7 separate regions of the Homo sapiens genome follow, and regions 2, 3, 4, 5, 6 and 7 are each linked to region 1. Evidence: chromatin loops called from intact Hi-C (ENCODE). Cell type or tissue: endothelial cell of umbilical vein. All regions are shown on one strand.

Evidence for each region. A loop is a pair of places that touch in the nucleus more often than their neighbours do. Peaks named below come from ENCODE experiments on the same cell type or tissue, not always from the same donor. Only the 100,000 strongest peaks of a DNase experiment are listed, where the experiment ranks them.
Region 2: it touches region 1 in a loop (2.6-fold over the local background); 33 of 110 quality-filtered maps call a loop at or near these places.
Region 3: a loop joins it to region 1, with 6 times the contacts of the local background. A loop is called at or near these places in 60 of 110 quality-filtered maps.
Region 4: it touches region 1 in a loop (5-fold over the local background); 14 of 110 quality-filtered maps call a loop at or near these places.
Region 5: it touches region 1 in a loop (2.3-fold over the local background); 4 of 110 quality-filtered maps call a loop at or near these places.
Region 6: a loop joins it to region 1, with 3 times the contacts of the local background. A loop is called at or near these places in 31 of 110 quality-filtered maps.
Region 7: a loop joins it to region 1, with 3 times the contacts of the local background. A loop is called at or near these places in 12 of 110 quality-filtered maps.

What each region holds. Positions count from the first base shown.
Region 1 is chr9:95,004,731-95,008,730 of GRCh38, reverse strand. AOPEP (aminopeptidase O (putative)) reads right to left here. Exons shown (of 17, transcript NM_001193329.3): 12 at 3,511-3,573; 13 at 3,115-3,189. Among named protein-coding and RNA genes, the nearest start is that of MIR6081, 59 kb to the left of the region's middle. RefSeq lists silencers at 3,391-3,680, 3,771-3,960, 3,971-4,000. In endothelial cell of umbilical vein, no CTCF peak of the experiment used is centred here; DNase peaks (open chromatin) are centred at 400, 1,080 and 2,280; H3K4me3 peaks cover 2,917 bases; H3K27ac peaks cover 2,847 bases.
Region 2 is chr9:94,939,685-94,943,684 of GRCh38, reverse strand. The region is part of intron 7 of AOPEP (aminopeptidase O (putative)); the gene reads right to left. All of the region lies in intron 1 of AOPEP-AS1 (AOPEP antisense RNA 1), which reads left to right. Among named protein-coding and RNA genes, the nearest start is that of AOPEP-AS1, 3.9 kb to the left of the region's middle. In endothelial cell of umbilical vein, no CTCF peak of the experiment used is centred here; a DNase peak (open chromatin) is centred at 2,034; H3K27ac peaks cover 1,435 bases.
Region 3 is chr9:94,781,592-94,785,591 of GRCh38, reverse strand. The region is part of intron 3 of AOPEP (aminopeptidase O (putative)); the gene reads right to left. Among named protein-coding and RNA genes, the nearest start is that of MIR2278, 26 kb to the left of the region's middle. In endothelial cell of umbilical vein, a CTCF peak has its summit at 2,379 (motif pointing left); a DNase peak (open chromatin) is centred at 2,371.
Region 4 is chr9:95,125,900-95,129,899 of GRCh38, reverse strand. It overlaps FANCC (FA complementation group C), which reads left to right. Exons shown (of 15, transcript NM_000136.3): 9 at 3,319-3,371. It also overlaps a transcript of AOPEP not described here. Among named protein-coding and RNA genes, the nearest start is that of MIR3074, 42 kb to the right of the region's middle. In endothelial cell of umbilical vein, a CTCF peak has its summit at 2,083 (motif pointing right); a DNase peak (open chromatin) is centred at 2,119; H3K4me3 peaks cover 299 bases.
Region 5 is chr9:94,732,673-94,736,672 of GRCh38, reverse strand. The region is part of intron 1 of AOPEP (aminopeptidase O (putative)); the gene reads right to left. Among named protein-coding and RNA genes, the nearest start is that of AOPEP, 8.0 kb to the right of the region's middle. In endothelial cell of umbilical vein, no CTCF peak of the experiment used is centred here; a DNase peak (open chromatin) is centred at 2,342.
Region 6 is chr9:95,054,214-95,058,213 of GRCh38, reverse strand. All of the region lies in intron 13 of AOPEP (aminopeptidase O (putative)), which reads right to left. Among named protein-coding and RNA genes, the nearest start is that of MIR6081, 9.1 kb to the left of the region's middle. In endothelial cell of umbilical vein, no CTCF peak of the experiment used is centred here; DNase peaks (open chromatin) are centred at 2,343 and 2,473; H3K27ac peaks cover 1,107 bases.
Region 7 is chr9:94,679,834-94,683,833 of GRCh38, reverse strand. LOC124902219 (a long non-coding RNA gene) reads right to left here and starts at 2,140. Exons shown (of 2, transcript XR_007061675.1): 1 at 1,950-2,140. In endothelial cell of umbilical vein, a CTCF peak has its summit at 2,223 (motif pointing left); a DNase peak (open chromatin) is centred at 2,203.

The sequences.
Region 1 (4,000 bases):
TGGTGGGTGGGATGACTGGAAGCAGAAGGCGGGGAAAGGCCGGCAGAGCACTTTACATCACTTTATCTGCATGGTACATCTCAGTCCCCAATTTACTTTATTTCACTATTCGTTATTTTAACCCACAGCTGAGCACAGGGTGAGTTTGTTTTGCTTCCCCTTGTGAGTTCACTGAAAAACTCAACTAGTATTTCAGGTTACATCAGACTGTGCCTACTACTCAGCACCTTCGAGATTTTCTTTAAGGGGAAAACAAACATCCCTGGAAGATGCCGTTCTACCGTGTAGCTCCTTGCTCAGCGCCCGTGGTCAGAGTCCGTCCTCTCACTAGAGCACTGTTTTCCTTTCCCGGGCAGGTCAGAGGTTCTGCTTTCCACACGGCAGGAAAAAAGCTGCCCCCTCCTATCGGAGGAAAAAGGTTGTGACCCCCAGCAGAGTTAGTACAGATGACTTCACCGAATTTACTCATCTAGGCTGAATCCTGAGAGAAGCCTGCAGGTGTAGACAGACCCTTCGGGGCTGGAGGCAAGGGCAATGTGGAGGGGATGAACGGAGGCAAGGAAAACAAAGTAGACAATCAAAAGCAATGGCTACATTTCAAAGCGGCATCTACCAGAAATGACTAAGATTCATTTTATTTTACACTAATACAAAATGAATAAAATCAGAAAATACCATAGCTTTATTTTAACACAGAAGAAAAATATAGTGGATGCAGGAAAAAAGAGAAATTGAATAATCTGCTTCTACTTGTGACATGGCAAACGTTTTTAAAAATAACTTATTAGACTCAACAGCAAGTGAACTGCGTCGGCTCCTACTAATAACAGGTTCAAATCCTAGCAAAAGGTTAACACATAGACCTTGGAATGAATACACATGATCACAAAGCTCAATTTCTATTTCAGAATAGGGGGAAGGCCCTTGGAAATATCGCATGTTTTGCCTCAGCAAGCTCTGAATCTTCTCCTAGGTGTGGCAGAAGCAAAACAGTGAGCAAAAGGGCTTGGAAGTGCTGTGCAGAGCCAAGAGAAACATTGGAAACACTGACAGTTCATATTCTCTGATATGACTCTGAAATTTGCTATCTTCTAGCCCTTCCTCACCTCCACCCTCAAACCTCCTCAGCTTTAAGTTTCAATCCATGAAAGGAAGTTCTGAATGTTGGTTTCAACCTACTCCATTTTCATGTTCTCTTTAAAATTGCTGCCCACATTTTCCAAGAAAAAAAGTGAGAGGCAAATCTTCCCCCTAAGTTTTAACGCAAGAGCTTGTATCAAGAGGAAACGGTTGGGCAAAGAACTTCATTCTCCTGCAAGGTAAAATAATCAGTCCCCCCCCCACTTTCTCCCCACCCCGATTCTCAGGAGACCCAGTAGTCAGGTCATGGGTGTCACAAATACGGTTACTTCTAGGTTAGATTTTGGTAGTGACAACATCTAGTAATCCACAAAGATAATGGCTTCCCCTTCCTTTCTACAGCACATTGTGCATTTTGGTAATCTTATTTTTGGCTTAAAAATTAACAGCTGGCAGGGTGCAGTGGCTCACGCCTGTAATCCCAGCACTTTGGGACACCGAGGCGGGCAGATCACGAAGTCAGGAGATCGAGACCATCCTGGCTAACACAGTGAAACCCCGTCTCTACTAAAAATACAAAAATTAGCAGGGTGTGGTGCCATGTGCCTGTAGTTCCAGCTATTCGGGAGGCTGAGGCAGAAGAATAGCTTGAACCTGGGAGGCCGAGGCTTCAATGAGCCGAGATCACGCCACTGCACTCCAGCCTGGGTGACAGAGCAAGACTCCGTCTCAAAAAAAAAAAAAAAAAATTAACAGCAACGACACATTTTTTAAAAAATACCAAGCAAGCCATAATTCTTTTCCTTCTTTGGGTATTTTATGATCTCATTCATCACCTCACAAACATTTAAAAAAACACCTAAACCATTAAACACAACTTACCATACCATGCTGAGGTATGGTCAGAAAACTCAAGTCTGTTCCAAATCACAACTTTTTCTATTATTCTTCAACTGAAGTGACATATATGACCCTCTGTGGAAAAAGAAAAGGGGTGGGGTCCCCCTTTTCATGCACACTGAAAGTCCAGCTACAAACAACTATATTCGCAGGCTGGTTCCTTTTCCAGCTCTCTCAGAAGCTGCCCTCTGGTATCCTGACGTGCACTCTGCAGCTCTGGGATCACCTTTATTCTGATGTGCTTTGTGCACATTCTCGGACGCTGCAATGCCCATACTAAGGCAACATAGCACAGAAATTGGCAGCAATGCTATCAGCAAGAATTTGGCTTCAGAATCAAGAGTGATTCATCATACATTCTAGCAGCAGAAAAACACACCGCTATTTTAATCCCTTGCTGGTATCAAGAATCAAAAAACAGTGAAATGTAATTAAGCAAAAGCAACAAAAAAACCTATCTGCTGTAATATTTGTCAAAAAATTATTCACTTTTACGAGTTTTCCGCAAGTCACTTAGAAAACAACGGGCTACTTACCTTATTTCATGATATTACAATGACAAATCAAGTTTTAATACAAAATCAAAAGACAGGCAGTCCAAACTTCTGCAAAGTAACATACTGAAATTCTAAACTTGGGCAAACAAATTTCTCATCTGCTTTACAGTAAATAAAATTCCTCCTAGTGTTTTAAAAGTAATCCACTTCTTTCTTCTTCTCTCTCTATTTCTTAGATGACTCCAATTTAAAGTCTAGGTGAGAGAAAGTACAGCATGGAAACCTAATACTGTGGGCGATTTATTCGGAACACTTTTCATTTTTCAGAGGTACCTTAACACTGAGATAATAAACACTGCTGATCTAAAATAATAATGGAACCCACTTAAGTCCGATTGCTGTATTTAATGAGCATGAAACAAATTTCATGGGCTACTCTCTCCTAATGAGACTATATAAATGATCATTAGCCTTATCGACCAATATTTCTGTAGAATTTCCCCATATATTAAATCTATGGTTTATTATAACAAAAACTTTTTAAATTAAACACTACTCTATTGTCATGACCAGGTCCTCACGGGGCAGAAGCGGATTTACCAAGACCTGCACCGAGTACCGTCTCGGGAACCCCTACCTTTTCAAACACCTCTTCCTTCTCCCTGCGCTTCCGTTTTCGGGGTCTCCGGTTCACTCCAATCCATTTCGTGACCTGAGGTTCAAAAACCACAGCATTTCAAAGAAGGCGACAGGGTCCTGACGGCCATCCCCCAGCGCGAGAAAGCAGAGACCCCCGGCCTCGCGACCTGGTCTTCCCCGCACCTCGGGAGGCCACCCGCGCCCGCCCGCGGAACTCGCCGGGCGCCTCACCGCAGGGGCCGCGACCTTCGTCACGGCCGCTCCCCGCGCCCGAGCCGGAGCCTGGCGGGTAGTCCCCGCACCCGCGCGCCGCAGCGCAGAGCCAGGGCCTCTCGCCAGCCGCGGTCTCGCGCCGGCGCCACCGGGGCGCAGGGACCGCGCCGCCCGCACTCACCTCGGCGCGCACTTGCCGCGCAAGCCCGCACTCCGCCCCGGCGCGACGCTCCCTCTGCAGCGGCTGCGGGGGAAGAGGACACAGTCAAGTTTACCGCGGGAGCGGCCCCGGCCTCCCTGCCCCGCGCCCGCTAACTCGGCGTGCCCGCCCCGTACCTCGCCCGCGGCCGGGGAGGACGCAGCGGCGGCGCCGGAGCCCGCGCCCTGCGCCCGCCCGGGGTCCGCATCACCTCAGGCGCGGCGCGGGCGGCGGGCGCGGGGCCTGGGCGGCGGCGCGGGCGGGCGGGCGGGCACCGAGCGGGGGCGGGGCCTGCCTTAAAGGTATAGCGGCCGCGCCGCCTCCCGCAGGTCGCCCTCCCGCCCGCGCCGGCATTGTATTGTTCTCCCCACGAACGGCGTGCTCCCGCTCCCGGGCTCCGGCCGCCCCGCGCCCCCGCGCACCTTGCCCCCGCCACCCCTCCCCGGGCTCCGGCCGCCCCGCGCCCCCGCGC
Region 2 (4,000 bases), 65 kb after region 1:
AGCGTCCCAAAGTGCTGGGATTACAGGCATGAGCCACTGTGCCCAGCCAGATTGATCCTTTTTTTTTCTTTTTTCTTTTTTTTTTTTATTTGAGATGGAGTCCCACTCTGTCGCCTAGGCTGGAGTGCAGGGGCACGATCTCAGCTCACTGCAACCTCCATCTCCCAGATTCAAGCAATTCTCCTGCCTCAGCCTCCTGAGTAGCTGGGATTACAGGTGCATGTCACCACACCTGGATAATTTTTGTGTTTTCAGTAGAGACGGGGTTTCACCATGTTGGCCAGGCTGGTCTTGAACTCCTGACCTTAAGTGATCTGCCCACCTCAGCCTCCCAAAGTGCTGGGATTACAGGCGTGAGCCACCATGCCCGGTCCAGACTGACCATTTTTTAATTGGGTCATTTGTCTTTATTGTTGAGTTGTAAGTGTTCTTTATATATTCTGAATACAAGTCCCTTAACAGATATATGATTTGCAAATATTACCTCCCATTCTGTAGGTTGTCTTTTTATTTTCTTGATGGAGTCCTCTGTCGCACAAAAGTTTTTAATTTTGATGCAGTCCAATTTACTGATTCTTTTTCCCTTCAGTTGCTTATGCTTTCAGTGTCTAGTATGTAAGAAACTATTGCCTAATGCAAGATCATGAAGATTTACATCTACATTTTTTCTGTTTGTTGTATAATTTTAGCTTTTATATTTGGGTTTTTGATCCGTTTTGAATCAGTACCTTATTATCTTTGATGCTACTGTAAATGATTTTTTTTTTTTTTTTTTTTTTTGAGACAGACTCTCACTGTGTCCCCTAGGCTGGAGTGCAATGGCACAACCTCAACTCACTGCAACCTCTGCCTCCCGGGTTCAAGCGATGTAAATGAATTTTTCCTAATTTAACTTTCAGATTATTCTTAGCTAGTGTATGGAAATACAGCTAACTTTTGTATGTTGATCCTATATCTCGAAACTTTACTGAACTTGTTTATTAGCTCTAATTATTTTTTTGGAGGATTACTTAGGATTTACTCCACATAAGATTATGTCTACAAATGGAGACAGTTTTACTTCTTCCTTTCCAATCTGGATGCCTTGTAGTTCACTTTTTTGCCTAACTGCCCTGGCTATAACCTCCAGTACAATGTTGAATAGTACAGTCCCTGTTTCTTATTCCTTCTGTCCTCAACCATTGACTTGAAAGGGGCAAGAACTCCTGTAAAGCAGATTTGTAACATCTAGCAGGATGTTCTTCTTTCGTGTCTTTGTGGCAGGTCCAGCAGAATACCCATATAGTTTTTGTCATCCATTCTAGATCAAAACTGTTGGCCAAAACACAAACTAAATGGTAGGAAAAAGGGGCACAGGAAGTAAGCAAATACTCTGTGGAACAAAGTGAATTTGGCGTTACATGAGAAAGCACTCACTGGATGAGAGTTTTTCTGAATGGGAAACTAACGCTCATTAGCTGAACATGTAATGTACATAGTGATTCTTCCTACTGGCTGAGTGCATAAGATATCCTTAGGATGGGCAAAATAAGAGTGAATTATTATGGACTGGCATATGTACATGAATAATTTTGTACGAAATATTTTATAGTCAAATAGCATTATAATGAATCAGTGCTACACGGAGCAGCAATATGGAAGTATGCATGTATACTTACAAAATTTACTTTCCCAAGATTCACAAGAAAACAGTAGCAGTAATTATCTTTGGGTAAGGGACTACAGTGGTAGTAAATGGAATTTTATACTTTTCTAAACTGCTTGAATTTTCTTACTATGTGCTTTGAAAAAAATTAACCAAAGTTAACTAACCAGTGATTATGAAATGTCTTGCTTTTTCATGTTTTTCTATATAAAGAAAAAGGACCCTACTAGATGTTATTGCAAAAATGAAACACCAAGTACTGTAAATATGTAATTAGGGGTCTATGGAGAATTCTCTCCCCCTTAGAAAGACCTGAGTGCTGACTAACCAGGAAATGGTCTGGAAAAATAAAGAGGGAAGGTTATTTGAGTTCAATTATTCAGGACATGTCTGTCATCTTTGCTGTTTAAAAGAGCTGAGAGCTGAGGGTGTCCCTCTAACAGGAAACAAACTGAGTGGGCAGCTCAGGCTGGTGGAGCTGACCTTTGAAACAGGAAAGGGCAGAGTCCATTTCTGGCTAGCTGAGAGCTCTAAAGTTTTTCAGAAAATGCTGGCATAGGTATAGCATCCTCCCATCAAGAACAGGTAGAAACACTCTTCACAGGTCGCTTGTTAGTGTATGTGGTTCAAATAAAAACACTAGACAGACAGGAGTGGGTAGGGGAATCCCACGTGCCTGAGGGATAGAGGGGTGTAGGGCAGGAATTCTAAGACATACAGTTGAGACCTTAGGAGAGGCACAGGCCAATGATCAGGTAGGAACTCTCGGAAGCCATAAAGGCAAGAACTTTTTTCCACTCTGGACAGTGGTGAGATTTTGAACAGAGGCCAGAGGAGCTTTACAGAGAAGAGCCAGAGGGGACCCAAGGGTTGCCCTTCAGAGGGGCTGGACTAGATGTAGGTTCCAGAAGGGTAGTCTTAGAAGTGCTGCTCATTCAATTCTTACCTCTAGCGATTTGCTTGAGCATCTCTGTTGAACTTTCAGACTCTTTCCTTTTATGCCTGTGCTCTACATTTGTAACCAGGCATTCTTGCACTTTTTTTTTTAACATTCTCTTAATTAGTAAAATTAACTTGTTGAACATTCCAGCCAATTATACTTGTCAGGAAGGGAGGGAGGTGTTTCCATGTTCTGGTTGGTCAAGAGACAGGAGCAGATGCCTTGTGTGGTCCCCAGGGAAGGGTGGCAGCAGGGAAAGGGAAGGGCCCAGCTCCAGAGCCATGCGGACATGAGGGGACGAGCCAGGCTGAGGAAATCAGAATAAGCCAGGAGGGGCAGTGGGGGCTGTGTCCCTGTGCCCTCTGCCACTTGTTGGACAAACCTTTTCCAAGTGCCAGAGGACATAGATGATAGCATCAAACGTGTTAAGTATTTACCTGAACTGTAGGAAATTGCCAATATTCATTCTATTTTATTTTATTTTATTATTTATTTATTTATTTATTGAGATGGAGTCTCACTTTGCTGTCCAGGCTGGAGTGCAGTCTGAGCTCACTTCAGCCTCTGCCTCTCAGGTTCAAGAAATTCTCGTGCCTCAGCCTTCTGAGTAGCTAGGATTATAGGCATGCCACCATGCCAGGCTAATTTTTATATTTAGTGGAGATGGGGTTTCACCATGTTGGCCAGGCTGATCTCGAACTCCTGACCTCAAGTGATCTGCCCGCCTCGGCCTCTCAAAGTGCTGAGATTACAGGCATGAGCCACCGCACCTGGCCCTGACAATATTCATTTTAGATCCACCAAAACAGCAATTGCCTGTGATTCAACTTAACATACATGTTCTAAATGGATTGCATGTATTCATTGTATTTATTCCTCACATCCACCTATAAGGTAGAAACTATTGTGTTAATCATCCCTGTTTTACAGCTAAGGGGACTAAAGCTAAGTGTGGTTGAGTAACTCTCTCAAGGCCACACAGCAAATGTGTGTAAAGCTTGAGTATCCTTTATCCAAAATATTTGGAACCAGAAGTGTTTCAGACTTCCGATATTTTTGGATTTTGGAATATCTACATACAAATGAAATATCTTGGGGATGGGACCCAAGTCAAAATACAAATTTATTTATGTTTCATATATAGTTGGTCCTCCCAATCCTCAGGTTCTCCATGCTTGGATTCAATCAGCTGCAGATTCAACCAACCTCAGACTGAAAATATAGTACTCCAGGGATGTAGAACCCCCAGATACAAAGGACCAGCTTTCTGTTTCCTCAGTTCCACAAGGCTGACTATGCATCCTGAGATTTTGGTATGGGGGCAGTCCTGGAACCAATGCCCCGAGGATACTGAGTACCTTTTATACACATAGCCTGAAGGTAATTTTATACATTATTTTAAATAATTTTGTATA
Region 3 (4,000 bases), 220 kb after region 1:
CTTAACTTCAGGCACAAGCCGCCACCCAGCTTGCCCTTCTTTCTGGGCAGATTCTGTAAAGCTGGACTTCTGACCTCCTCAGAAAGAGACCAGAGTTCTCTAACGCCCCTACATCACTTTCTCCTATTGGACTGTATTTAGGGGGAAAAACTCTCATACTTCAGTTGTCTCACTAGTAAGATACATGTATCGTATGACGTATTGACAATAACAGCTGTTACAAGACCCAAATAGACATTTTCATCTCCACAACAGGACTGAAATTTTCCTTAGATGACTGTGCTTTTTGCAGCTATAACAGAACTTGAAATGGATCAATTTTCAAATCACAAGAGGCAGTTTAAAATTTAGTTTTTGGGCCGGGCGCAGTGGCTCACGCCTATAATCCCAGCACTTTGGGAGGCCGAGGCGGGTGGATCACCTGAGATCGGGAGTTTGAGACCAGCCTGGCCAACATAGCGGAAACCTCATCTCTACTAAAACTACAAAATTAGCCGGGCATAGTGGCACATGCCTGTAATCCCAGCTACTCAGGAGGCTGAGGCTGGAGAATCACTTGAACCCCGGGAGGCGGAGTTTGCAGTGTGCTGAGATCGTGCCATTGCACTTCAGCCTGGGCAACAAGAGCTAAACTCCGTCTCAAAATAAAATAAAATAAAATAAAATATAGTTCTGGGCCAGGCACAGTGACTCACGCCGGTAATCCCAGCACTTTGGGAGGCCAAGGCGAGAGGATCACCTGAGGTCCAGAGTTCAAGACCAGCCTGGCCAACATGGGTGAAACCCTGACTCTACTAAAAATACAAAAATTAGCCAGGCGTGGTGGTGGGCACCTGTAATCCTAGCTACTCAGGAGGCTGAAGCAGGAGAATCACTTGAACCCAAGAGGCAGAGGTTGCAGTGGGCCAAGATTGCACCACTGTACTCCAGCCTGGGCGACAGAGTGAAACTCCATCTCCAAAATAAAAATAAAAATAAATAAAATTTAATTTTGAAAATAAGTATCATAACTAAAGAGTGTTAAAACAGTTATCTTAATTATTTTTTCAATGACTTCTAAAAACTGTCCTGTGAATAGTTTTGAAGATTCTATTTTCCACAGGAGGAAGAATAATTCTCAGTGAAGAGGGAAAAAGGAAGAACATGAAGGAGTAGTCAGTTCATGAGAGGAGAGAGAACTTTTTATACTAAACCTGTGAGAAACTTAGCTGAGATAATCATTTTTCATAAAAAATTTTAAGAGAAGAAAAATCAAGATACGGTAGTCATTTTTACACATCAGTCATGCCTACCAATAGTAAATTAAATAAGAAATTTATGAAAAGTCAGTGTCCTATTAGTAGGTGAGTCTTGGATAAACTCACTTAATATAATTAAAAGCACAGCTATAACCACACACACATAACCACTCTGCTTGTGCAGAGGCTAAGTTAGATCATAGCTCTGCCAAGTTAAGCATCTCATGGAACTTCTCATATTAAAGAGTTATTGTTTTCACTGCAAATTAAAACAGGCACTTAAATTCTTCCTATGAAAACCATCCATTTTACTTTTTCAACCTCTCCACTATAGGTTAGACAAACAGCATGAAGCATTCGGAAATATCAAATTGATACGTGCTTTTATTTAACATATAATCTTTCTTTCCTCAATCCTTCAGTAGCCCCTGCTACTTTGCTACCTCAAAATTGTTTCTTTCTCTAACCACAATTCCTTATTTCAGCAATTCCTATCCAAACTATTATATATGTTATGATTACTTTGGAACATCTTTGTATCACAAATTAAAGATGCCTAACAATGTTTACAGGAATATGTATATTCAGAAACATGTACACTTATAAGTGTATACAGACATACTATAGAGAATGTATATATCATATATTTTAAATATATAATATACATACATCTGTACAATAAATATAATACATTCACGAAAAGGAGAGAGAGCTCCCCATTTTGGCTGCTCTTCCCCTCCTGGCCTCCTTCTCCACTGCTTGGGTCTTTCAGCAAACTAGCTTTCTGTCAGGACTTTGCAGATGCCGCGTCTACACCTTCCAGTTTTCTAAGTGAGTGCCACCCTCGTGAATACCCATAGCGTGACTGTCTCTTGTTAGTTCTTCTCCGCAGTTGCTCAAGGGTTGTAACTGGCACCAGAACAAACGAGACAGTAAGACGCCCTGGGCACCAGCATTGCCTAACCAGGGCAATGTGCCAGGTCAGGCCACCACTTTGCAAGCACTGATGCTACCCAGCAAGGCTTCGGTTTTCCTTGCCTGCAACATGGTACCGCCTCAGGCACAGGAGAGGCAAGAGAGAATGACCTTCAAGATCATTCTTGTGAACTAGGTAAAAGAGCGCCATCTGCTGAACACAAGCGCCTCTATAGGTTTTCCTTGTTGGCTAACGGGATACCTAAAGGAATATGCCCCACCAGGCTTGTTATTCAAGTCTCACCGGCCACTCTGACCTTCAATGCAGGTGACCCAGTTCCCCTTAAGCTGGATCAGCTAACTGGACACCAAATCATACTGCTCCAGGTGGTCACAGGTAAACTTGAGTGCTTTACTCACATGGAACATTCATGAATGTCAAGTCCAAGACAAAAATCCACAGCAATGAGAACTGGTATATACATGCCTGCCAGAATCATCAATGTCTGAAAGAAACCATGATGACTTTCACATATGTCGTGTACAGTAAGCGCAGTGCCAGGAGGGTAAGCAAGAACTAGTCAACAACAAATCACAAAACAAAAGAATTAACTGACACAGATTTAGAAATTACTGGCTCACCGGCATCTTTCTAATGGGAAAAGATTAATACGTTTACCCTTAAAAACATAGGAATGTATGTGTACTGGCGTGGAATAAAGTTTCCCTAGTTCTAGAAACAAGGAGCTTTCTCTACTTTGCATTCTTTCTTTGTGAGGAAAATACTTAATCATAACCATTCCTAAATGCCTCTTAATTTACCATTTCCTCATACGTAATTCCTGGTTGCATACTATGGGAGCAGTCTAAATAGTACTGCTCATTTGAAAAGTTGGCTTTCAGTTGCACACAGGAGGGTCTGGACTCTCAGATCTTGGCTTTTTCCTGGAATTTCCCACACAAAGTCAAAAGAAAGAGAATGTCAGAGAGCTAGTCTATTGGGCAGGCCAGAGAGTAGCATTTTGCCCAGAATGAAGTAATGTCTACAGTCTTACTTTTGCACTAAAAAATGAAATCAGATCCTATGCAAGGGCACATGTAGTTTTTAACACCTTTCACTTGTTCATATGCTTTTTCTCCTTCATCTGGAAGGAGCTTCCATTAGGCAGTCTTCTTCATTTACTTGAGGCTTCCCACAAAAAACAGAAGCAGAGTATTTTCTTTTTCTTTTTTTGTTTCTTTTTTTTTTGAGACGGAGTCTCACTCTGTCGCCCAGGCTGGAGTGCAGTGGCACGATCTTGGCTCACTGCAACCTCCGCCTCCCGGGTTCAAGCAATTCTCCTGCCTCAGCCCAAGTAGCTGGGATTACACGCGCCTGCCACCACGCCCGGCTAATTTTTTTTGTATTTTTAGTAGAGACGGCATTTCACTGTGTTAGGCAGGATGGTCTCGATCTCCTGACCTCGTGATCCGCCCGCCTCGGCCTCCCAAAGTGCTGGGATTACAGGTGTGAGCCATGGCACCCAGCCCTCAGAGTATTTTATTTTTCTAGGAAGCAGGGATATACTAAATTAGACTCTATAAAAATAAAACTTTCACGCCTATAATCCCAGCACTTTGGGAGGCCAAGGCGGGCGGATCACAAGATCACGAGATAGAGACCATCCTGGCTAACACGGTGAAACCCCGTCTCTGCTAAAAATACAAAAAATTAGCCAGGCGTGGTGGCGGGTGCCTGTAGTCCCAGCTACTCGGGAGGCTGAGGCAGGAGAATGGCGTAAACCTGGGAGGCAGAGCTTGCAGTGAGCGGAGATCGTGCCACTGCACTCCAGCCTGGGCGACAGAAT
Region 4 (4,000 bases), 120 kb before region 1:
CCCAAGGGGATGCACACCCAGCAGAACAATCGGGTCTATACAAGAGGGAGGGCAGAACCCAGAGCTCTCCATCTTCGCTCCCTAGTCATCCTGGGCATTCAGTGAAAAGCCTGAGGGGGGAGATAAGGAGGGAAGGACAAGACTCATGTTATTGAAGACCTCCTGCTGACATAGCTCCCCTCGAGTTGAAATGATCTGCCTGTGGAAATTGTTAGGCCAGATGGAGAAGAGAGAGCTTGAGAAGGAACAGATTTTGGTAGGATGGAGAAAAACAAACAGATGGAAACCACAAAAGGTTTATTTTATTTCCCCGCTTTTATAGAAAAGATAATGGCCGCAGTCATGGGGCTTCAGAGCCCTGGCTTGCAGCGTGACCTCTGGTGTGTTACCGGAGTGCCCCACCTTACAAATAAAACAGGATCAGAGGTTAGATGCCTGCGTCATCACTCATGAAGATGCTACAGAGATTTAGGGGGGAAGATACGGCTTCCAAAGAAGCGTGTATTAAAACCTTAATTCTATTTGGAAGATTATCTTGATAAGAAAAGCAGCTTAAGATTGCTTTTGTGATTTGATGTCGCTGGGACATATGCCTGACCTGTAGTACTCTAGTCCTCATGAGGGGACTCACTGACCCTGAAATTATGTGCTCAAAAAGTATAAAGAGTGTCATTTTAAAAGCCATCGGTGAGGGGTGCAGATGAGAAGGAGCAGTTCACAGCTGTAGGGGTAGCAAGGGAGACTGGTTTTCTTTTTTTTCAGTGAGGTCAGGAGATCGAGACCATCCTGGCCAACACGGTGAAACCCCATCTCTACTAAAAATACAAAAATTAGCCAGGTGTGGTGGCACGTGCCTGTAATCCCAGCTACTCAGGAGGCTAAGGCAGGAGAATCTTTTGAACCCAGGAGTTGGAGGTTGCAGTGAGCCAAGATCACCACTGCACTCCAGCCTGGCAACAGAATGAGACCCTGTCTCAAAAAAAAAAAAAAGGAGACTGGTTTTCAAATCAAAATCTCTGCCGTTGCTGTTTCTGCAGGTTCCCCTGCCTCCTGGCCTCTTACCTGTTTTAAAAGCTAAAATGGGTTGTGGAAGCAGGCTGAGAGTAGCCAAGGGTCTGAAATATTTGGAAAGAAAGAAATCTAAGAGGAGAGTCCATCTGTATGGGGAAGAACAAGCAGATTCCACACAGCCAGCAGGCATTTAAAACATTGGATTGAGCGATTTTGCTAGAAAACAGCGCACAGAAGAGGAGCAGATCTAAGCTCTCACTCTCTTCTAACAAACTGAGTAAGAGCTGTCTTCCTTGCTCCCCCAGTGGTTTTCATAGTAGCCCTAATCTACATCTGATCATCATTTTCTTTGCTGTTTGGAAATCCCTATAATTAGTATTGAATGATTCTCTACTAGCATCAAACCTATAGAATGGCTCTGGGATAGTTTGACCATTTAGAAAAAAGAAATTTAATTTTACCATTTTCAAGTTTCATCTTACTTTCTATCAACGCATTTCCAAGCTCTTATCTGTCTGCCTGTGGGCACATAACAGTGCTATTTGATCTTAAACACTCTTATTCAATAGGCATGTTGTTGTACAAACTTTGAAAATTGCTCTGGCAAACTTAGATGAATCACATTTCTTCAAGACATACGGTTGCTTTTCCCTTGTTTTATTTTTTCATTATGAATACATAGAAACTTTTATATTTTCCGTGCTTATATCCGGTGACCTCTTAATAACTTTTATTATTTACAGTGAGACTGGGCATCAGGAGATTAACTGACATGCCTAAGTTCGAAGCCACGAAATAACCTGCCTCTCCTCTCTTGAACGGTGGTCCTGCCAAATTATTTTCTTGCATAGATAATGAATTTATCTGTAAGAATATCAAGTTGGTTCCTTTTAGATAAAAATGCACATCAGTGAAGGATGAGGGAGCATAGATTATTTAAAGAGTAGGACATTTTAACTTGCAAATTAGAAATCTTGAAATAATTAAAAGGAGATTTATCCTGTCCTGAAAAAGTGGCAGAGCTCCTGCCTGGAGCCCGGCGGGTCCAGCAGTGCTGACCAGTGGACGCTAGATGGCGCGGGCTCAATGTCATCGGGGAGGCCGCGAGGAGGCGCGGTCCTGCCTCAGTGTGATCCAGGGCACGGCCGGAGCAGAGCGCCTCCTTTTTTCTTGCCGACGGGGGCCTGTGAACAGTGTTTCCCAAAGCTAGTCATATCAAATGCACTCTGACTTGAATTTCCAATAGCGCCTGATCCACTAACATGTGAATGCTGCTGTGAAGCAGGGGTCCCCGCCCCCTGGGCGCACAGCGGAGAGGAGCCCCTAGCCTTCCCGCCCGCACCTGCCCCTGTCAGAGCCCCGCGCTTCGCTTCCCACGGAACCAGAGCCCCATCCTGACTGCGCATGCCTGGAATCGGGTTGTCCTCTGATGATCTGAGGAGCAACCGTTTCATCCCAAAACCATCTCCCCCTCCCGGTCTGTGGAAACATTGCCTTCCAAGAAACCGGTACCTGGTGCCGAGAAAGTTACGGACCCTGCTATAAAGGATCTGTTTTGGAACACAAATGGGCATTTTCATCTGGCATCATCTCATACTTTGAGCTCTGGCCAAAAAGATAGGGAACCAGGGACTGGGCCAGTGAAGCTCCCCCCAGCTCCCAGGGCTACCGGAGGCCAGCTTCTGCAGACTCAAATAATCAGAACCCATCACCGAAATATTCAAGGAGAAATTAGATAACTTTTATTCTTCTTCATGAACCCCCTTTTCATCTTAACGCAAGCTGTTAAGTGCATTAAGATGTGATGTGATTTAGTCCAGCGTGGTAGTGGTCACTGGTTTGCCAATAATAATTCTAAATTGTTATGTACCCATTACCGAATAAACAGGCTGCAGGCACGGGCCTGACCTCGAGGCACATCTAGCCATTTGAGGAGGTCACACAGGCACACTTCAGTAGAACTGGCAGTACAGGCAGGCTCCACGGCATGCGGGCAGAGGGATGTTTAAAGTTTCTCTAATACTTACTGATTCTGTATTATGGATCGCCTGAGCTTTTATAGAAAATGTGGGACATACAGGAGTATACAGAGGAATAAGCTGCCTGTAACCCCTGCCCAGGGAGACCACCGTATGCACTTGTATGTGGGGCGTTTTCAGTACAGCAGTGGTTCGTTCTTCTAACCAAAAGGAGTATGCCAGTTTTCTGGACATCAGCAGTTCCCAGTAACTCCTTTGGCTGATAATAGCAAGTTTCTGAGAAAGTGCTTGTGATATTTCACATTCTCATGGTCTTCTCCTTTTACAGCCTCAAGCAGCCTGCCACCCTGCCATATTCCGGGTTGTTGATGAGATGTTCAGGTAAACGTTACACTGTTTCTTCTAGTAATTGATGTAAAAAAGGTTCCATTTCCAAGCATGAATCAGAAAATGTTGTGGTAGTCTCTGGCTGTATCATGGGGAAATTAGAGTTTCTGATTCCCTCCTGTTCCTCTGAGCTTTTTGGTAATTAGAGGTAAAAACTCAAAAATCAGTGTAAATTTAAAGGCCAGTGCCTAAGAATTAAGATAACTTTATTTTCTTTAGCCTTTTAAGATTCTAATAATAGAAACACAGAATTGAGTTAGGCATTAATATCATGAAATATTCATGTAGGATTTTTCTCAGCTCAGAATAAAGGGTAGCAATATACTCCCTTCACCATGTGAGGGCTGACCAATATTTTTAAAAGACTTTAAAGCTAAAGAAAGCCAAGAAAAATAAAAGTCATTCTTAACAGAACTCTTCTGAAAGGCAAAATACACCATGCATGTTCTCTTACAACACATTACATTTTTATTTTGAAAATATGAGTACTTCTTGGGAAATGCATTAGATTTACAGACGGCAAGAGACGAGGAGCTCACAGCCATGAAGCTGAGATGTGGCTGGCAGTTAGTGGGAGTTTTAACCATGGAGTACTAAGTTAGTGGGAGTACTAACCATGGAGT
Region 5 (4,000 bases), 270 kb after region 1:
TTGGTTAAATATTTAAAGATGAAGGTGGTATCAGACCACCCAGTGATTTTTGTCATGCTGGGATAAAAATTCACAAAACATTTTAAACTCTATTAGAACTAATATAATTTATTACTGTCCATAAATATTTATGTGCTGGAAAGAGGATCTAGATTAATAGAGTTGGGTTATAGGGTTCGGTAGAGTAAAAATGAAGAGATTGGAAAAGAAAAGAAAATACAGACAAAAATACCAGCTTTTTCAGTAAGAGTTCCTCCTCCCCAGAAATGCTAAAGAATACTATTTTTAATAGAAACTATTTTGAAATATAGTCCTTAAACAAGTCATGTAAAAAGATTTTTTTCAATATCAAATGTTCTGCTATGAAGAAAAAGTAGCTGCTCTAGCTCTTAGAAGAATGTATTTCACTAGCCCAAAGAAATTACAGATACAGACTCCTCAAATCCATGAACAGAAGGGACTCTAAATCCAGTCCCCACTTCCTATAGGAATCCCCTCTAAGACACTCTACAGAATTATCCAGTGATGATTTGAAAAGGCCCAGATATAGTTAATATTGTTTTAAAAAACATACGCACAGCAAAACAACCAAATGACCATCAACTGATGAATGGATCAACAAAATGTCCATCCACACAGTGGAATATTATTCAGCTGTAAAAAGGAATGAAGTACTGAAGTACCGACATGCCACAACCTGGACGAACCTTGAGAACACCGTGAGACGTGAAAGAAGGAAGATACGAAGGGCCACATATTCTATGATTACATTTACATGAAATGTCCAGAATAGGCAAATCCACAGGGACAGAAAGTAGTTGCCAAGGACTGGGATAAAGAGAGAATGAGGAGTCACTGCCAATCAGTACAGGGATTCCTTGAGGAATGATGGAAATATCCTAAAATTATACAGTGGTGATGGTTGCACAATTCTGTAAATATACTAAAAATCAATAAATTATATTCTTTTAAAGAGTGAATTTTGTGGCATGTGAATTATATCTCAATAAAGCTGTTACTTTAAAATCACTCTCCTTGGAAATTTAGCACAGTGTTTCTCAAAATGTAGTCTGAGAACCACAAGCCCAATAAACAACGTTGCAGGTTGGGGGTGGGCTGGTGTGAGTGGTGCCTGTTAAAAATGCAGATTCTTGGCCGGGCGCGGTGGCTCACACCTGTAATCCCAGCACTTTGGGAGGCCAAGGCAGGTGGATCACGAGGTCGGGAGATCGAGACCATCCTGGCTAACACGGTGAAACCCTGTCTCTACTAAAAATACAAAAAATTAGCCGGGCGTGGTGGTGAGTGCCTGTAGTCCCAGCTACTTGCGAGGCTGAGGCAGGAGAATGGCGTGAACCCAGGAGGCAGAGCTTGCAGTGAGCCGAGATCGCACCACTGCACTCCAGCCTGGGTGACAGAGCGAGACTCCGTCTCAAAAAAGAAAAAATGCAGATTCTTGGACATGCAAGGATAGCAGCCAATAATCTACATTTTACACAGGATATCAAGATAATTTTTATGTATCTAGTGTTTCTGAACCAATGAGCTACTTAAACCAACTCTTGCCATCACAAAGCCATGAAAACAAAATTTCACTGGTCAATGCATATATAAATATTAATACAATCAAGGAATAAATATTTAAAACGAAAAAAGAGGCAAAGTGAAAAGCTCTCTTGTATTATAATCTGGCAGAATTTAGATTCCAGACCAGGGTGAATTGTAGCCACAAATGGGGGTATTCTCCACCTACAGGAACAATGTTGCATGTTACTGGTATCTATAACTGAAGCTGTTTTTTCCGTCCTTCAACTTGAAACAGCATTCCCTGCCATCCCTATATAAACATCAGAAGATGTTCTAACATATAATGAAGTTTTCACTCATTCTTTCCCAATATTTTGACTTTGCCACTACAATTAGGTTGAATTGGCTGGGCCAGTGGTTCAAACACAGACTACTGGGCTCTAAGAATCTGCATTTCTAACAAGTTCCAATATTAATATGCTGGTCCAGAGACCAAACTTTGAGAAAAGGCTTAATCTAACTCTGGTCTCCTCCCAACCAGTACTATTTAAAATCCACTGTAGAGTTCAGTGATGCTAAAAATGGCTGCATCTGGCAAATTCTCTGGCCACTTACTGCAGGGCTTCCTGTGTAGGACTCTTGCTGTTAAGTATATTGAGGAAATTCTCATTATTGAAAACTTGTATATGGGTGATTAGCAGGCCTTTTCTTGGCAACTCCAAGTATAAGCAGGCTTCCTTATCCCTCCCCCAATTGCTGGCCTCTGTCTGACCTTACAACTCCCACTTCCTACACTGCACCAACCATCTTTCTGTCCTTCTCTGTAGGACATTATACTTCCTATAACAGGAAAAACTGTAGGAAGGGCAAGAGGTCCCTCTGTTCCTGTCTTAGGCAACTACACTTCCTTCAGCCAGAAAGCAAGACAAGCTCCCCCACCCTAGGATTTATTTGGTGATCATGTTCCCGGCGCTGCAGCTGTGCAGATAAACTCGGCGGGGAGCACTGTATCTAGAGGCAAAATAAGCTCAAGTATAAACTCAGAGGATTGCCAAGGCCAGTAAATAAATCAATCAATAAAAATAAATAAATAAAAGGCATTCAGATCTCAATATTTATATTCTAGTTCTTTGTGGGAATAAATATAGAACGCACATTTCTCCATTCAGAGGAAGATCCAGACTTTACACACTGCAAATGGGTGCCCCTTTCTCTCTAAATGGTTTTGAATCCACCTCATCAAGGTTTAAAATATACTCCCAGCACCAGATTCTATGTGGTAAACTGAACATGTATTCAGTTCATCCTTGCCAAGACAAAATATTTCAACAAATTCCTGGAAATTGAAAAGCACCTGGGATTAAGGTAAGAAAATGCATTTGGTATAGCTTAAATATCTTTAGATCTTCAGGAGCTCAATCATCTTTTAAATTTAAACAGGCAACTGACACTTAATTTGTAGGTCATATTGAAATGAATTAGGAAGTTTTAAAGGTAAGTTTCAACAGTTTATTTTCCTTTAAGATTCCATTTCTTATAAAGGCTAAGGTATATATGCTGAAGAAAAAAGTGTAAACCTAGAGAACAAATACAGAACTACACCAATACAGAAGGAACCTAAGGGTATGTTTAAAGTGCTTGCCATGAGCTGGTTACACGGTGCAAATACTACATAACATTACAATTTGCCATGTGGTGTAAAAATAGGAATTTCTAAAACCATCATAAGAAAATGACTAGGCCAGATGCAGTGGCTCACACTTGTAATCCCCGCACTTTGAAGGTCAAGGCAGGTGGATCACTGGAGCCCAAGGGTTCAAGATCAGCCTGAGCAACACGGCAAAATGTCATCTCTAAAGAAAATACAAAAAATTAGCTGAGCATGGTGGTGCGCACCTGTAGTCCCAGACACCCAGGAGGCTGAGGCAGGAGGATCGCTTGAGCCTGGGAGATTAAGCTTGCAATGAGTTGTGATCATGCCACTGCACTCCAGCCTGGGCAACAGAGTGAGACACTGTCTCAAAAAAAAAAAAAAAAAAAGAGAAAGAAAATGATTAAACACAGCATATACAGTAACCATGATATTTCCAGAACCTGAAATACTCTCTTATTAGAAAAGATGTTATGCCATGTTCCAAAACAAAAAAAAATTTGTTATAAACTAACTGTCAAAGTCCTTGGGCATCCACTTGCTCAAACATGACCACTGAAGGATCTTGACTTGGCCAAGATTGCAGACAGCACAGAGACTGCTGCAGATAGGACACAGACAGATCTGTGCTATCTGCCACTAGAGAGCAACTGCCAGAATGTAATGCTGCTGCTTTTTAAAGTGTTAAGTTATTTGATAAAACATAGTCTTCTGTCATGCTCTTGAGTTTATATTCTGTATTTAGTATAAATGTCCATTTTCATGGTCTGGAGAGAACAACCCATTTCTCCTTTGATGTGCCAGATCCTAAACACCAAAACA
Region 6 (4,000 bases), 49 kb before region 1:
CCAATAGATACAGCTCCAGTTTAAAATCAAACAATTACCTATATGTGAACCTACAAAAATACCTGCATTCATACCTGTATATCTGAGTTTTCTTTTAAGCTGAAAGCTCAGCAACTCTACACAGAAACAGAACCAAAAGGATCAATGGAAGCTTTTGTCCTCTCCAAATTTTACACAATGAAAATATTTAAAGCTAAACTCCCTGACTTAAGACCGCGAGATGGAAGTAAGGGAGGGAGCACACTGACTGACTCTAATTTGAGAGAGGTAAGAAGCAAGGATGGACACTCCCCTCAGGTATCTGCTCCCCCTAAAACAAGGCCCCCGACCACAGTGCTGCCAGAGCCAGCTTCATGCTCCCAGGTTTCTGTGAGTCCCATTCTTCTGAATAGACTTGAAATGACTCTCACTTGGTAAACAACCTGCGGCCACCTGGCTTTTAGTTGTAACTATTCTAACTCATGGGGGGAAATGTAGTTTCTGAAAAAAGTAGGGAAAAAAAATCAGTGAACAAACGTTATTTTGGGACACAGACAATAAAACTAATAAAGCATCTTTCATTCGCAAAGTACACATTACAACATTTTTAAAGGATAAGATAATAGACCTTAAAAAGAGCATATTGAAGCAAAAATGTGGTTAAACAGCTTCCATACATTTGTCTTTGTAAAATAAACATTTGCTCCCCGTAAAGCCACCCTACAAATGAAAAAGCAGTGGTCATGTAATAAACCAAAATGTTTGTAAAGCAAATGAAAGAGACCACGTATCAGCAGATGTGCTCAAGGCAGCACCGGGTGGTACGAGGAGCCCGGGGCGGGCACAGGGGGAGTGGGACATGCTATGTGGACCACTCCACTTCCACCCACGTGGAAATCAAAGCAAACTTCACATGACTTCTAGGCCAGCTGCGTTTATTTATTTATTTTAAGATCAGCTGAATTTAAGACTGAAAGGCCAGCTGTGTTTAATACAGCAGCACTGGCGGGAGAGAGATAAGGCTTTGGTCGTACCACAGAGTGATCGTGAAAAATAAAGGACCTTACCTCCAAGCATCACCACCTAAGAAAGCAGCTCCTTCAGACAGTATAAAAAGAACTTGCCTTTATTTCTGGGGGCCCAACAGTGCTCACACCCACAGTTCAACAGTGACAGGAATGCAAAAGTCCTTTCCTTTGCATAAACAAGAAATTCATGATGGGGTTATTTTTTCCATACAGAGACCAGCTCATTATTTTTAAAATGCATCTGCCTCGGAAATTTACACAAAATAGGACTACAAGGTGCCAAAGTGATGTGGGTACTTGCAAGAGAACTTCACAGAACTATGAAACTTACTGAAATGAGTACAAGAAATAAAATGCTAAACGAGGTCAGTCAAGTACAAATGCTGCTTGTTAAGGATTTTAGAAGTCTGTGTTCTACTCTAAACATGGAAGATCTCATAGTTGCTAAATACTAAGAACTGTACAAAGAAAAAAGTCCACTGCATGTTTTTCCCAACTTCAGAGTCGACGCAAGCTGTACGACTTTGAATGGTTTGGGAGAGTTTTTATGCATGCTCCTGGAAAGAAAATATGAATTTTCCAAACCCACCCTCCTAAACTAGAGGCAGCTCAACTAAGAAAAACCCCTGACTCTTGCAGAAGCCTCTTACTGCTGTCACGGGGGCATCACTCACTCTGTGCTCCCAGAAGACCACCCACGCAACTGAGGTTCCGCCACCATTTCTTCCATTAGCATGATGCAGAACAGGCCAGCTCACCTCCTACATCAGAAAATGCCACGGACATGTCCCATGACTGACCTTGCAGAGGCAGGGCCTGTGACAAGAGACCAGCAAATGGCAACATCCAAGCCCCATTGCCTGCACCCCTCCGAAAGCAAAGGAGGGCACCTCCCGGCGTGGCCCAGCTGGTGCGCTGCAGCCTCACACGAAGAAAGTCACTGTGCGGCTCCCCAGACAGAGAATAAGCCTGGGACTAATGCAGCCACGGATTGACAGTGGCATGAGTTCTATTATTACCCCATTATCACTCTGGGATCTGTGCCTAAATGAAGCATGCTTCCTCCCTGATGCCATTTCCTTTTATCCTGGCTGGAGACTAAAAGCGGATCAATGGGGGCAATACATATGATGTCACTTCAATTTACAGCCACGGCCTCCCCCTCTCCAGTCTGTCTGAAACACACAGAAAGATCAATTCTTCCCAAAAATGGTTAAAAAATGCTTAGGGAGCATTCTTCTTCCAGAAAAGCATTCTCTGCTATATTTGTCTATGTTACTACGCAGGGAACTGTTTACATGGAACAAAAACAGAAGAAACGGTGGGGGTGGGGGAAATCTCAAATTCTGTATGCTGGAGACTTGCTGGCTGAAATTCAACACAAGCAGGGTCCTTTGAAAGTCACATGCAGGCGGCCTTCGGGCAGGGGCACAATAGAAACCAGTTTTCTTTTGCCCCTTGGATTAAAAAGGTGATCCCACTGACATAAAATATCTTTCATTTTTATCAAGTTCCCCCAAAGGCTGACAAATCCCCTTTCACTCTTCCCAGAAAACACACCCACCACCTTAGCAGACCCTCAGGTTGCCCCTTCAGTCCACAGGAATGGGAGGAAACAGCTTCTAATCACACAGTGCCCTCATTAAAGGAGACAGAAAGCTTGGCTACAGGACACGAGACAGAACTTATAAACTAAGTCATCTTCCAGACTCGGCTCTGAACCAAATAAAACACAGTGAAAATCTATACGCTGCATAAATTTTCACATGGTGCTTTTTGCCAATAAGGCAAAATTAAGATATAATCAATGAAGTTCCTCAAAACAAAACCAAGAGTTCTCCCTCCTCATAATCCAAAAAGAAACAGAAAACGTTCAGAGCCACAGAACCCAGGTGCAGTCACCCCTTACTGCCCACACACTAGCCAGGCCACAGTCTTCAATAAATGGTCTTCTTCCATCTGTTACTTTTTAAATGATAAACATTTCTAAGAAACAAAAGTAGACAACTTAATAATACATACACATATCAGGTGTCTGCCCAAGAGCCTGCCTACTAGGATATCATGACAGAAATGAAATATATTTATTCTAAATTAGTAATTTGTATAATGGAAAAATACAATTGGTTTGAATTGCTGCTGAAAACACAATTCAGAAAAGAAAAACCTTTATATGTTGAAGCAAAAACTTAACATATTTTAAAGAATTGCCGAAACTTACAAGTAGAAGTCTCTACTGTTCACATTATTTGTGGGGCATAAAATTGGATTTGCCAGCAAAGGAAGCCACCAAATAATTAAGAGGAAAAAAATTTTCTTCAAAATAAAGAAAATCAATCAATTGGTGCATATTTGTCTAGCAGAATCAGTTATTTCTGATTATCAAACATCTTTAGGGAGTATGTCTATAAACAAATTTTGGAAAGAAAATTCAAGTAGCAGCAAATATTCATATAGCTCATTTTATACAAAGAAAAGCATATTTATTAGATTTTTGGGAAATTCTAATAGTTACAGTTCAAAAAGATTACTACAAACTTTGAGCCATGGTTTGCTTGTGGAGTTTCTAAAAGTGGCACCACAGAACCTAAAACAGACACATACCATCATTCGCAAATACTATCTGAAATAATTTACTGGCATAAATAATTCTCATGTTTCCAGATTGTAAGTGTCAAATGTTCCCGTGCTATTATTCCCCTAACTCTTGTTAAAAGCATACACTATATGCAATCTAACACAAAGCATATTATTTAAATGATGAAACATGCAATCCTCTGGTCAACTGGATCTCTTACAACCACGTGTACATTAATATTTTATGTTATTATATATGTTGGAAGCATCATAAACACTCAAATTGAAAATTTCCAAGTATTTCACAAGAGATGTGTGGGATCCTTGTGTCCACCTCCCCAACCCCAGATCCTGCCAGACCAATTACAAGGGGCCAAAGGGAAAACATTCCTGATCTATGCTTCTCAAGAAAATAA
Region 7 (4,000 bases), 320 kb after region 1:
AGGTCAACAGAGTGATAGGGATGAGCCTCTGGGCGAGCCAGGAGCTGGCCGCTGGTCCTCACACTTCCCCTTTGCATCATGTCCACATGGGGCTAGTGGGAGGGCATCACTGCGAGCTTCTCAGTCTCAGGGTGTCCGGGAGAGAAGCTAAGCAGGAGCACCAGCCTAGGAGGGGACACCCACCCTTCACTCTTCATGGGCTCCTCCACAGCCACATAGTCAGGAGGGGCCTTCTGCTTCTTCATTCAGAGAGTACCGCGACTTACAGAATCTTTTAGCCCCTTCCAGCGCTAACTTCTTTGGTTCTATAATTCTGTGTTCATTGATGTTGATTAACTCTTGATTGAATTACGTGGATTTTGATTGGCTTAAGATGTGAGTAAGGATTTGGGGCCTCCTCTCCAAATACCTGGGTTTTATAGTTTATAATGGTGACTGTGGGTTTTGCTGGAACGATGTGAAACTTTCCTCACAGTTGTTCTGGAAGGTGTTAAGCAGGCTCACATAAATGCGTTTCACAAACTCATTTAAGTGTTTGGGAAGAGAAGGGCACTGCCAGCGTTTATCTATTCATTCAACACAATTGCTGCATGCCTGTCCTTTGCCAGCCACTGTTCTTGGGACATATTAAATTTTTACATGTGGGGGGTAGAGAGAAAGATGGACAGTAAGCAATAAATAAACCTATAGGGAAAATGGACCCAGGTAAAGGGCTGTAAGCCCAGCAGTGACCAAACACAACCTCTTCTTGTGACATTCTCAAGGGAGGTCCTGTGGTCTGTAAGCTTTTCTTTTGGTCTTTGAGGGAACCGTCGGGTCACATTGATCCGACTGTCAATTCAGTAGCCACCAGGTTCTCATGGCAGTGAGTGGGGTATGTAGACACCATAAGGTGGAAAACACGCACTTGTGCAAGTTCCACACCCACTGGAAATGGTGTGATCTCTAAGATGGTTACCTTTGGGTACATCTAGACACTGAACACACTCACACATACACAAACAGCATTTCCTAATTTTGTGAAATGCTATCCTTAATTTTGCATTAAAAAGTCACCTAGGGGCCGGACGTGGTGGCTCATGCCTGTAATCCCAGCACTTTGGGAGGCCAAGGCCAGCGGATCACAAGGACAGGAGCTCAAGTCGCCCAGCCTGGCCAACATGGTGAAACCCCATCTCTACTAAAAATACAAAAATTATCCAGGCATGGTGGCGGGCGCCTGTAATCCCAGCTACTCCGGAGGCTGAGGCATGAGAATTGCTTGAACCCAGGAGGCGGAGGTTGCAGTGAGCTGAGAGAGCACCACTGCACTCCAGCCTGGGTGACACAGCAAGACTCCATCTTGGGGGGAGGAAAAAAAAAGTCACCTAGGAAGTTCTGAGACTTATAGTAAGGGCTTGAAAGCAACACATTCTCTTAGATTTGTTGTAGCCCAGTGGTTCTCAAAGTGTCCTCCATGGACCAGCAGCATCAGCATCACCTGGAAATTTGTTAGGGCTGCAAATTCTCTGGCCCCTCTTGAGACCTACTGAATCAGAAATGATGGGGTAGAGCCCAGCAATCCATGGTTTAATAAGCCATCTAGGTGATTCTGATCATGTTTAAGAATCCCTGCTAGATCATACAAAGGATATTTAATGATAGAAATACTATCTTACAGTTTTAATAGTCATTTTCTCATTTGAGCTGTGTTAAACAGTGCAGAATCAGCAACAGATATTATGCCCATGGAAAAAAAAGAAAGAAAAAAACAGAGGATTGAGTATCCCTGGATCCCACAGCTATTAAGCATTAAATAAATGATCCTGGTATTCTGTTTCATTGCTCCTTCTGAACTTTCTCCATTTAATTCTTTCTCAGCCCTTCCTTCTTTTATCCACAATACTGAGATGCCTGCCTTAAACCCTTCAGATAAGTAGGAGATAGAATATAGACATTAGAGTGGATACCTTGAAATATTGGTGACAAAAATCTCCAGTGTCTGAACTGTAACTTTCTTCAAATGAAGAGCTTAAAGTTGTAGTTCAATGTTTTTCTCTTTCACAAGACGAAAGGACCACGCAGAGCTGGAATACTCACTCCCAGCAGCCTCATCAGGGCAGCGGGTGGCCTGGCTACCAAGGCCGCAGGCCCGGGGCCTTCTGGTTACACCAGGATCCACGGGCTGGGGCTCAGTGGTACTGAGTGGATAGTGTGGTTTTGTGATCCACACTGCCATCTTCTGGGGAGTCTCATCAGAGACTGTGGTTCCGTTTTTAGTGTCAAAGCTTTGAGTCAAAGATTGGGGTAGGGGCACTTCTCATTTCAACTGGACCTATTCTAACCAGCTGATGATGGTGTTGATGATGGTGATGGTGATGGTGATGAGAAGGAGGAGGAGGATGGTGGCGGTGGTGATGAAAAACAGGATTCTGGAGTTTACAGTGGTTCTCACTCTTTTGAAAGCACATCCCATAAAGAGTACAGCTGATCAAACAACAAAAGAAGAAAATACATAAGAGAACTGCTACTATTTTTAAAAGGTAGAAGTGGACAGAATGGCCTTCAGAGGCAAGTGAAGAAAACTGGAAAATATACACTCTACAGCGACTGGTTCTGGAACGTGGGACCATGAGCACTTAGTGAATTCTCTGTTTTCCAAAGTTTCTACACTAAGCACCTTGCAGGGTGCATTGTTTCAGATGGCAGGCTGCATGAGCTTTAACAAAGTACGAAACAACTGAGACAATAACTCCAGATTTCCAGCCTGGAAAACTCTGAAACAATACATTTTGTTTACTTTTAAGCCAGCCAGATTGTAAGAGAAATGTAGTATTTCACAGTGGGGGAAGCTACAAGCCTGTAGTCTAGTTGTTGACAGGGCCTGTTCCGCCTTTCTCTTAGCTCCTGGTGTTACCAGCCTCCTCCTCACTCCAATCACTGCCCCCTCCATCATTAGGTGACATTCTTTTTGTGTGTCTGTCTCTTCTCCTCTTCTAAGGACACCAGGCATATCAGATTAGGGGCCCTCCCTCCTCCAGTATAACCTCATTTTACTTACATTTGTGATGATCCTATTTCCAAATAAGGTCACATTCTGAGGTTCTGGGAAGCACATGGATTTTAGGGGAACACTCTCCAGTACATGGGCTTCGGGTTCTGATCATGGTTTAGCTACTAATTAGCTGTTCAATCTTGAGGCAGCTATTGGCTCTAGGCATCCATTTTCTCATCTGTTAATGTAAAGGAGTTAGCATGTGCCTGGCACAGAGTATACTCAGCAGAAGACAGCTAGTATTTTTGCTTTCACTATCAGAAAAAAAGTTTTCATAAATTTAAAGAGAGAGAAAAAAAGATCATACAGTCCCTGGACCAAAACAGACCATTTAAATAAAGAGAGCTTTGGAAAGCATGATTTCTACCTAACTTTCTTTTTTCCCCGTCACATTACATTTAGCATGTAGTACAAAAATCTAATTTAGCTCAGGAGACACTGGGTTGTAGTTACCAATTGTTTCTGATGAGGTAGATAACATTTGGGTCCATTTCATTCTCCAGGGGAGGCTCAGAAGAGACACACAGCTCTGCCACCTTTTCTACCTGCCTCTCCCTACACTGTGCAAGCTTGTGTTTCCAGAACCAGGTTCATTCTGACTTGATCCCAGGTGTGTCCAAGGCCTTTTGTGTTAGCAGAAGGGAGTGTACAATCCAGCCTCCTCATCAACCTGATTGAACTTCTCTTCATTAACTTTGAGTATTGTGGATTTAGAGATATGTTATTTGAGAAGGCTGTGATATTAACATATTAGAAACCATGAATATTTGGGAATGAATTACTTTTCCAATAAATTAGAGCCCTAAGAGGACAGGACTTTTCGAAGAGAAAAAGGAAGTTCAAGAAAGTTCCAGAGCCTGACTTGCGGCAGGGCACATTTTCACCTGGGAGAGGTGGTAATGGGGTAACTGAGATCCTCTGAACAGTAACCAACTTGCCACCTGACAAAAAAAGTCCTGAAGGCAA